Linked DNA regions of Homo sapiens: region 2 is linked to region 1. A link is a contact called in ENCODE Hi-C or POLR2A ChIA-PET data. All regions are on one chromosome and are shown on one strand. Each heading gives the region's core, a stretch centred on a gene start or an enhancer-like site at or near the end of the contact. The rest is flanking DNA. Distances are from core to core; before and after follow the strand shown.

Region 1 (5,285 bases), core at 1,228-3,727:
TAAGATTCTTCTTTTTTTTTTATTACAGAATCTCCCTGTCGTTTTTCCAATGCACTGTTTTATGTAACTTGTGAGTCTTCCTAACCTTCTTCCCCTTCTTTCCTCTCCTTTCTTAAGGACTCCCTTTGCAATTTTATTTACAAACTTGGAGAATGACCTTTTGACTCGCAGACTTTTTTTTTTTTAAAGGTCTTTTGGTTCAAGTCCCCCTTCTTCACTCCTCCCCGTTTGTGTCGTGGTTGTTAAATGTGTTTAGCTAAAGACAAGCAATGCATTCTAAAGAATTTTATTCTCTAAACTCTAGAGGTATTCTAAATGTACCAGGGACGCGCCATAGGGGTCATCTATTTGAGGAGGAAGAAAAAGCGGGTGTGTGTGTGTGTGTGTGTGTGTGTGTGTGTGCGCGCGCGCGCGCGCGTCTGCCTTCCACGGAAAGAGAGACGGAGAGATGTGGGAGGGTGGGGGTGGAAGTATGCAGACAGAGAAGGGTGGGGGCTTCGAGGGGAAGGTGGGCTTCCTGCAACACAAGCGGAGAGGCTGTCAGGGGTGTGGGCACGGGGGTGCGGGGAGGCGGTGCAGGAATCCGTCCCGCCGAGTGCCGTCGGCCCCTGTGGGCCTGTTTGCGCGCCTGGGGCTGGCCGCATTCTGGGCGCGGGTGTCTGCGTGCCGGGGTGGTAGTTCCGAGCCTGCGCGCGTGCGACCGGGTACGGGAGGGGGAAGAGTGCCGTAAAAATTCAGACGAGTGGCCCGTATGTAAATGCAGCCCGCGGGGAGCAGGGAGGCGGTAATGACAGCCGCTGGCGCTCAGCCCCGCCGGCGGCCCCTAGCTTTCCCGCCAAGTGCAGCCGGAGGACAGACAGCCATGCGTGTCCTTGGCGGGAGAGCCCCCACCCGCCGCGCGCGCCCGACCCCCGCGCACACGCACACACTCCCCTCGCAGGCGTGGGGCCCAATGGCCACGAACATGTCAGGAAAACAAAGCTGGGGCTGCGAGGTGGAACGATGAAACGGCACACTTGGCGGCCGAGGGCAGAGCGGAGAAGTCGCCACCACAGCCACCGGCGCCCCTTTCTTGCCTGCTCGTAGATCTGCCCTCCGGCCCAGAAGAGGCCGAGGACCATTTCTTAGCTGCCCCAGAGGAGGGGGCGAGCAGAGGAGGGGGCGGATGTGCACAGGGAGGTGCCAGCGGTCCGGTGCGCGGGCACGCACACGCCGGCGCGCAGGGCTGCCGCGGGCGGAAGGAGGGGAATGACAAGGCCTCGGCCGCGTCTCGGAGAGGCACTACCTCCGCGCTGAGGCCGCTGAGTTTCAAGTGCAAAACACCAGGCCAAATCCGGCAAGGCGGCGGCTACAGAATGGCTCACACTTCAAGCCTCCTTCCTCAAACAATCCGATGGGAAGGACCTGGCTGTTCAGGGGAAGCCTTTGCTGGCCTCTCTTTTTACATGGGGTGAAGTCGAACCCCAATCTAGGAGCCCTGGCCTAGATGGCTCCGCAGATGAGTCCCAGACGTGGCCATGGAAAGACTGATCTCTCTCTGCTCAGAGCGCCTGCCTCGGTGCTCACTAGCGCAAGCACCTCCCAACACACATACATACATACACACACACACACAACACAGCACTCCCATCACATTAAAACGCGCGCTCATGATCCTGCCGTTAATGAAGCCGAGGCGCATAATGAGTGCACAGGTAAATAGGTACCGAAACCAGAAGACTTCACCAGTCGGCTGGGCGATTTACCTCTCCCTACAGGGAGCACTTGTAGTTATCGTGTTTTAGGAGTGATTTGCTGTTGTCTGTGGTCTCTCGCTCCTCTTCTTGTGGAGAGAAGCCAAAAAATATATATGTTCCGTGGTCAGAGTCTTCTTTCTGATAAGCTACCCGAGCATTGGTCTAAAACATCTGTTTTATCTGTTGATTTTGGTTTGTTGTTTTGGGGAGTGTTGCTTTTCTGAGGGAAGCAAAAGAACGTGTGTGTGGTGGGGCTGGAAGCTCAGGGCAAGAGTCTGCGTGTGCGGCCGGAAGGCTGGCGAGTCTGAGAGCCGCGCGGTGCAGAAAGAAGGCGGCGGCTTGTCCTCCCCCGGGGCCGGCACTGGTCCCTTGGCACCCCGGCCTGGGCTCGGCTACTGCCGCCGCCGCCCGCGCTCTCGGGCTCCGCCGGCTGCCGCTCCGTGTTTTCCCCCATCCCGGCTTCACGTTCAAGGTTTAGCTGCGAGGTCACGTCCATTGACGTCAGCTCCCTGTCTCCCTCTACGTCCGGCTACATTTACATACATCAAGGAAATTAGGGCATTAAAAAAATATGCAAATCCTGCGCGAAGAGGAGCGGGTGCATTCCTGGCGCGATCGCCTTTTATTGAAGCTTTTAATTAAAGGGGCCAGTTGGCGAGCCCCTGAAACAACCGCCAAAACCCCCCAAAAGAGAAAAATAAACGCTGTAGCCTTCGAGAACGGTTGTTTCGGCTCCTGTTCTGTGGGCGGCTGAGGACCGCCGGCTGCCCGGCTCGGAGAAGAACAGGTTAGAGGAGGCAGCTCCAGCCCATGCATAATCAGGGCTCCGCGGCGCCTCCATTCTTTCCTCCTCCTCCTCCTCCTCCTCCTCCTCCTCCTCCTCCTCCTCCTCCTCCTCCTCCTCCTCCTCCTCTTCCACCTCTCCTCCTCCTCCTCCTTCTCCTCCACCTCCTCCTCCTCTTCTTGCTCTCGCTCCTGTTGGTTCCAGCGTGTATTATTTTTAATACTGATGCATATGTAAAGGTATATTTGCATTTTTTAATTTGCGAGAATTTCAGATTTTGTCATTTTATTGGTTCCCTTTCCCTCTTTTTTTTTTTGGAGGATTTTTATTGTTGTTATTTTATTATGTCTATGTGTCTCTCTTGTCCCTTTCTGTCTTTTTTGGCGAGTGTCTGCTGCTGTCTCTTGCTAGATAATATACACAGTTACCTCCCTGCTTCTGTTTATTTAAGGTTACAAATATGCACATCTGTCATGTATGCAATGCCAGCTGTATAACCTCCTGGTTTGGTCATAAAGGAAAATACACATTTTTTTTTCTTTCTTGACATACCTTGATGGGCTGTAGTGCCCATCGCTCAAGGCTCAAAGTTTGATTGTCTAATTAACTTCATATTAGCAGAAACACAGTTCGGGGCCAGTGCTTTCGAGATAATGTATGTATAAGTGAAGTGATTCCAAAGATTTCTAAATAATTTTTGTGCTGATTGCCTGAGAGGTGCGGCATTCCCCGCCCTATTGCTTTCTAGCATTTCTTATTGAAAAAAATATATATATTTTAAAATGGGTAGACACAGCAATGGACAGCCTTCTGCAAGGAAGACATTTTCAACCATGTTGTATGTTGTACCTTATTGGCTGCATTCAAAATTTACTGAGTTTCATTTTTATCTTAATATGGCTGGAAACAAGGCACATTATCTTGACTGAAAAGCATCCTTGATTCCTGACTTTGAAATGAAAGCAAATACACAAATAAAACAATTGGCTATATTAAACCAGTTGATGTGGCTTAAAATATACAGGCCTTGAGTTAGATTTCAAGCAATGGTAATCTTGTTTATAGGATCGGATTCTCTTTCTTGGCAATATAGCTATGCAGCACGATGGCTTTTTTCCACCTTTTAATTCCCCCAAGCTATCATTTAAAAAAGACTCAATCTATAATTGCAAACCCTGAAAGAACAGCAAGTATGCACACATGCAGCTTATTCAATTAAACAAGTCCAAGTACATGCACAGGTAATTAGTTTTCTTATGAATGACTTACCTGCACAGATACTCAGGCCAAGACTCAGCCCTCCCCAATGGCCTTCATGTATAAATATTCACATGTATTTCCCCCTATTTCAAACCTAAAGCGGTATGCCATCTTTCATGCTGGACTATCCAGCATCCATTTTCAGCACCCTTAACTCTTATGGAATTTCCAGCCTTACCTCTGGCTGTAGTTTTTCCAAGCCTACACCAAAGTGCTCATATGATATGTCACCCAATAAAAAGTGGTCAGATGGCTACACGTATGACATTAAAAAGCAGAAACACATTCATCCTTCAGGTTCGCCTTTACCTTGCCATATATAGCAAGATTACGTTTCCTAAAATACATTTTCAGCACATTTTATGAATAATTGCAGGATTCCACAACTGATTGCAGAATAGCCGGTTTCTGGGGGGCACCTGGCTGAGTGAAACAATTCGGCAGGCTCAAGGTCTCTTTGAGTTTGGCTGCAGTTAAATTGCGCGTGGCTGTTTGTTCCTGCCTGGACTCTCCCACATACCTGCCTACCTTTATGTAGGATCAGGACAAACACACCGGCCACGTTGCAGGGCATAGAGTGTCGGTGCATATATTTAGATGGCAGTAGCAAGGAACGCGTGCGTGTACGGCTGAGCATGCATGTGTGTACAGATGCGTGTGTATGTGCGCGCGCGCGCTATGTGACAAGGAACACAGAGAGGTACACCTCTTATCTCTGATCTCTCTGTAATCTCCTTTTCTGTTTCTAATCTCCCTTATTGGCGCATGGTAGTAACCCAAAGCGTGTGAACCGTCACCGTCGCTGCCGTGTGCGCGCTGTGGCTTACCCCGAGGGCCGGTGGCTCGGTGACTCGCTGGCTAGGTGGGTGTTGGGGAAGAGGGTGGGTAGCGTCGCTGCCGCTGCCGCCGCGGGTCCGGGTGCTCTGTCCCAGCCCGGCAGCCGAGCGCGCAGTGTCGGAGCCCCCTCCCACCCCGCCCTCACCCCCATCCTCCCCTCCCCTCCCTTCTGCGCCTCCCCCAACCCCCCGCCCCGCATTACCATATGGAGGCCGAGTCCCTGCGAATCACAGCAGCAGCGGGAGGTATTTGAATAAGCCCCGCAACCCCGCGCAGACCCCAACTCCTCCGAGAGCAGCATGCCCTGCACCAAGAGCCACCACTCTGGCCGGTAACCTGGCAGCGACAGACAACTCCCCAAAGTGCCCTGCGCGCGGTGGAGAGAGGGTCTGCTGAGGGTACTGGGTCTCCCACTTGCTACTTTTATATTAACTTGACATAGAATCAGACAATAAATGAGAGGAGAGAGAAGAGAAGAGGAAAGAAGAGACAGAAAAAGGGAGAGGCGCTGTAAAGGGGAGAGAGAAAACAGAAGCGAGAATGGGAGAGAAAAAGGAGAAAGAGAACCCAAAGGGTTGAGTTAAAGAGAGAGTAAAATGGGGACCGGGTGGGGAAACGGTGGGAGGGGGAGAAATACCCAAATATCTGAATTTGGACTTCTCAAGCTA
Region 2 (5,285 bases), core at 1,955-4,454, 170 kb before region 1:
ATTCTTGCTGCATGGAAAAACCCTGCACAAAGCATGATCTATTTGGTATTGCATGAAAGACAATATGGAAATCCAGTCAGCACACTCATCATTGAAGAAAAGTCCTGGCTAACAACAACAAAAATATTGGTCATTTTATATACATTTTTATTAAAAATTAAAAAGAATTTTAAATTACAATTAAAATTAAAAAGAACATTTAATTATTGTTTAAGATTCTTTGCTTTAACCAGCTCTTTTGATTTACCAGCTATAATAGCATGGCTTGATTATGCTGTGGTAGCAAACAACCCCCAAATCTCAGTGAACGATACGACAAATCTTTATTGCTTGCTCACCTTAAATCTGCAGGCTCTGAAACCTATCCTCCATGGGTAGCATCTGAAGCACTTACTGTATGAAGCATGTGTCATCCTGGGTCAATATGGAAAGGAAAGAGAAAACATGAAGAATCCCACGTAGGCATGTTAATGCCCCCTAAGATTGATGCACTTCACTTCTGCACATTACCCAAAGCAAGCCACATGACTAACCCTAAATTCAAGGAGGTAGAGAAGCGTAATCCTCCCGGGTGCCAGAAAAGGAGAAGAGCTAGAAAAACCAAGGAGCAGCAGTGGTGTTCACCACACCAACCTACTGTGCCAGGCATATGGACTACAAGGGCTTCTACTGAATCAAGTGAAGGAAGCTGAGGCAGAGAAATATACTTTTTTTTCTTTAAATAATTAAACATAAATATTTAAAATTGGTAACTTAGTGGCTATATTTTCAATGCTATTCTTTATTTCTGGGAGCTTGTAACCAATTAATTTAGTACTATATATACCTTATCTCGGGTCCAGCTTCTTTGACCTGAGACTACTTACAATAAACAACAGCTTCAGTCCAACAACTGGGTCATGGAGAAAGCTGGGGAGTAAGAAGGAGGTGTCCCTCTCTTGGCTGTTGTATTTTCAAAAGAACGCTTTGGTTAGCTGATAGATGGCTTCTTTATTAGAAGCAGTAATACCTCTAAGTTATCACTTTGTCTTCAGAAAGAGTAACAAATTGTGCCTATATTTAATTTTTTAAAAATTTCCATGAAGAATTGGTGTACTTTTCAATCTACTTATGATATGTTGTGAGTCATTAGAGGTAAATTATATAAATCAAATTATATTATAACCAAGTTATACTATAATATAAAAATGTCACGCTGGGGAGGTGTAGAGATCAAGTCTATTTACAGTGCTGAAGAAAAACCAACCACTTTTTCCTTTTCCGTTAGTCTAAGCAGCAGCCAAGTGTGATGGAGTTTGGAGGGATAGGAAGAGAGACTGTGTGGGTGGAAATAGCTTCTTGGGTGATTCTGATTGGCCCCTCTCTAGCTAAGGGCCTGGCAGTGGGCAGAAAAGTCACAGCACTTGGGAGAACATTGGCTTGACTACTTACTAATTGTATCTCAACCTGGAGCAAATTGCCTTCAGTCTTAGCCTCAGTTTCTTCATCCAATAAGCCTTTTATCTCATAGTGTTATATTAAAGATTATATAAGATAGTAGCCACAAAGAGCCTTAATGCTGTGCTTAAAAACTGGTTTGAAACATTGTAATGAATTCAGGGTAACAAGGGCTTAGTTACCACCAAAATCTTCAAAAAATAATCTGCAATTAAATCCAATATTTAAAATAACAAGAACAAAACACCTACTGCGTGTTTAGAATTTAGACTCATGTGTCTACTACTTAATTTCTACTGCCTGAAATTTTTTTATCCTTTGTGCGTATTGTGCTCAAAATTATAGAAAAGTAGTTTACAAACTGTGTGTCACTCCCCATTCACGGGTAATGAAGGAAATGTAGTAGGATGTGACAAGCATTTTTAAATGAAACAAATAGAATAGAAACAATCAGAACACATCGCATGGTTTCTTAGTAAGAATTGTGTACATTGTAATAAATGGGTCATGATTTAAATATATTTCCTATTGTACTTAAAATTTAAAAAAATTTAAAAAAAATAATAAAAATCTTGTGGAAAATACTCCTCTAGAACAAGCCCAAATGAAATCTGGTACATATTTCTATCAAATAAATCTGATTTTATTTCACTACCTTTTTAATGGAGAATAATAAAATATAAAATATTTTAGCCACCCACCCAGCCAACTTTTTCTTTAGTAATTCCTATATCATTATGTATCCTTTAGAGTGACTTTTACACAGCTAGTATGTCAAGAAAAGCAAACGTACATGATATTGGACAAGAAGTGGTTACACAGTACGTCCAAGTTACCGTTGCTTACAGGAGATTTAAAGGTGTTGCATAGGCACTGCCAAGGCACCAAAGAGACGGTGGATCCAATTAGATTTCCACCCTTCACAGGAGGGACTTGTCCCACTTAGGTGGCTTTAAAATGTCTTTCTATGTCACATAAAGAACAGAATGCAACAACAGAGGAGAGAAAACAGCTTGTCATAGAGACCAGAGGCACAGAGACTCTCTGAGCAGCAAAGTGAGTCCTGAGGCAGTAAAGCCTCCCTGGTTGTCCCTGACCATTTGGGACGAGGTCACCACCCCAGGATCCACAGATTGGGCCAGCATAGAGATGTTTCTCCGAAAGACATGACAGCAGAGACTGATCACCACATGCATTGTATAAACTTTGTAGATCATTGTACCTGATTGTTCAGAGTCAATCATCTGTAGTTCTCATTCCAGCCTTTAGTCATTCTCAAGAAATCAAGAAAATGTCATTTTTGTAATATTCTGAGTTCAAGAATCTCCCTACACATGGGAAACAGGTTACCCATACCAATTAAATCAGAATTTTGATGCCCTGTGTGGACTAAACCAGGGAAGCAGCCTCTTCTAAATCCTGCTTCAATGAGGCTTATGTCTGCATGGGTGTGCTACTCATTGAACACAAATATAAAGGTGCCACCAGACAAGGAGTTTTTCTGGTTCATCATTGCACTGCAGGATGCCATGAAGGAGTCACAGGCTGTGGCTTCCATGAAGCCCGTGACAAATTTAATACCCTATTACTTGTGTCGTCTGCACTAGCACTTCATTTGGTGACATCACTGGGTACAACTAAAGTTGAAATTTGTGTGACATTTTTGCAGGTGTTGCTTTTCACCAAAAATGTTATTTTACATAGTTTAGCCACAGTGCAGTGCTTTAAGTCTAGAACTAAACCTCAGGAAATCTAATGAGGTTGAAAAGAAAAGTGAAAGTTAACGGCTGCAGCTTTAACAAAGGCTCATCCTCCCTCCGGCTCTAAAGAGTCAGTAACTGAGTTCAGTAACTGAAAATTAAATTAGAAGAAATGCCACCTCTGCAGCTACAGCTACCTTTAGCATTAACAATAATATAGAATGGGATGGGGGTGGGGGGTTCTGCTCAATAGAGCCATCAAGAAACTTTCAGAGCCTTTAAACGGGATGGAATCTGCTCTTACCATGTTTTAAGCTTCCCTTGGTTTTATATTTTGCCCTCTCTCTAGCCTTCATTTCCCTCATAGCCATATCCTTGTCGTATTTTTTCTGTTCTCTCCTTTCTGCTGTTTTTTCCTCCATTGCAAGTCTTAATTTCCATTTTCTTCTCTTCCCCCACTGCCACATTTTTTTCCTTGATTCTCTGAGTTTGTTTTCCCTCCCCTACCATGTTTACATCTTTACAAGAATAATTTAACTGATGACAAGGTTTTTGTGATTTGCCCTGTTCAGAATCTGGGAGAAAACAGTTAAGGATTCTCCAGGGCATAAGGCTTTTGACTTTATCTGGTCACATCAAATGAACAGGAACCATTTTCTCAGGATCGTATTATCACAGTAAGTGATAAGGATGTGCAGGAAGAACTTACGAGCAGTGGCTCACATTTAAAAAAAAAAGGCTGGGGGGAGGAGTGGCAAGAAAGGAAAACATATTAGCCTTTGTCAGGCTCCTCCCCATTCTTCAAATAAGCATCTCTAAAAAACAATCAAGCAAGGTTGTCAATTTGGCCAAAAATCAGCAATGTTTTAATATAATAAGATAGTACTGCCACCCATTTACTTCTAAACAAATTGTGAAAGAACCTAACTATATTATATAGCTATAAAGAAATAAAGGCTATTTTATCATAATTTGATTATGCTACAAAGCACTATGCATAGCAATTCGTGGATCTAATTTTAGTAGTAATAATCTCTTGCCCTGTTATGTAAATGGAAAAAGACTTTCTACAGGCTTCAGATAGAGATAAGCTTAAGATCGAAAGCATGCAAAAGCCATGGTTCAATTACTCTAAAGTGATCTGCATCATATGTTACAGTACATCTTTCTGCCTTTGCACAAAAGCTCGTATCTGCTGCAAATTAGCCATCCTTTTCTAAATGCTACAGATGTCCTCTGAGAGTTAACTGATTCAAATTAAACCAAAATCCTGCAACTACAAAATAATAAGGGGCATTTAAAAATTTTTCAAAATGCTTTTCCCTTTCACGGTTTTCCCCAATTTTTGCACCGTGCCCCCACCCCCCCTTTATTTAAGAAAAGACAATTGAAACTTTACAAGTACAATTAGTTTTCACTCCCAGGCCAATCCATTTTGTGTAAGGATAAACTACCAGGATGATCCCTTTCCATGTTAAGTCTCCACAGGCCACAGAGATGCAAGCTCAGACCAGACTTCTCAGGTACTAGCCTGGCCCCCCAGCAGACAAAACTCTCACACACATCTTGGAATACAAGCCTCTAGAAATAGAGCACTTCACCAATCCTTATTCCCCAGTCTCTTTGGTTGCTCATCAAAATGAAGTTTAGAGTAATCCAAAAGTTAGCTACCCCCCGGAGCACCAGGGCTTCAGGGATAGCTGGAGCCACCCATTGGAAGTACCAGGCTTCCCTCTCAGCGGGCCCGTTCCCCTGCATCTCTCTACAACTTAGGTTTATTCACTCCTACTGCAGACAGTCTTTTCCCATACTCTGGAAGACATGGATGTAAACCACCATCAACCCTTCCATAGCTTCACCACACAGGAAGGCATGGCCCTCTGCCCCACAAGCTTGTATAGGATATCCTGAGGGAGGACCCTCCTAGGCCCTCCTTAAGTCAGTTTTTCCCTCTATGTGGGCTGTCACTCCCACAACACCCACTATGTCCTGGGAAATTACCCTGAATCAGTGGTTTTCACTAAGACTGATTGGGATGGGAATGCAATTTCCCAGCGAAGAGGTGGGTTTTGTATTCAGAAGAAAAAAGGTTTAAAATACTATATTTCCATTCTACATGGGCTGTGGCTTTCTCAGTTTGTGTGAAGG

What was found. Hi-C counts contacts between places; a loop is a spot of excess contacts on that map. ChIA-PET counts read pairs that join two places held with the same protein, here RNA polymerase II (POLR2A). Pooled maps may share reads with other maps.
Region 2: a map of GM12878 shows a loop between it and region 1 (2.1-fold over the local background). The contact joins the enhancer-like site here to the promoter of MEF2C-AS2 in region 1. A Hi-C loop is called at or near these places in 6 of 168 maps with a recorded cell type or tissue (GM12878, OCI-LY7, PC-3 and 3 more), 17 of 37 single-sample maps with no recorded cell type and 15 of 50 pooled maps. POLR2A ChIA-PET finds 5 or more read pairs at or near these places in 7 of 52 experiments (A673, HEK293, HEK293T and 4 more).

The regions. Positions count from the first base shown.
Region 1 is chr5:88,673,741-88,679,025 of GRCh38, forward strand. MEF2C-AS2 (MEF2C antisense RNA 2) reads left to right here and starts at 2,478. Exons shown (of 4, transcript NR_146284.1): 1 at 2,478-2,523. The region is part of intron 1 of MIR9-2HG (MIR9-2 host gene); the gene reads right to left. RefSeq lists enhancers at 1,450-1,549, 1,987-2,552.
Region 2 is chr5:88,499,352-88,504,636 of GRCh38, forward strand. No RefSeq gene overlaps it. Among named protein-coding and RNA genes, the nearest start is that of LINC02060, 63 kb to the left of the region's middle. RefSeq lists enhancers at 2,780-2,929, 2,940-3,049. Within about 2 kb of position 3,205, at least 5 of the 41 ENCODE cell types and tissues checked have a DNase peak (open chromatin) inside an H3K27ac peak, as active enhancers do; they include GM12878, where a contact is called at or near this core.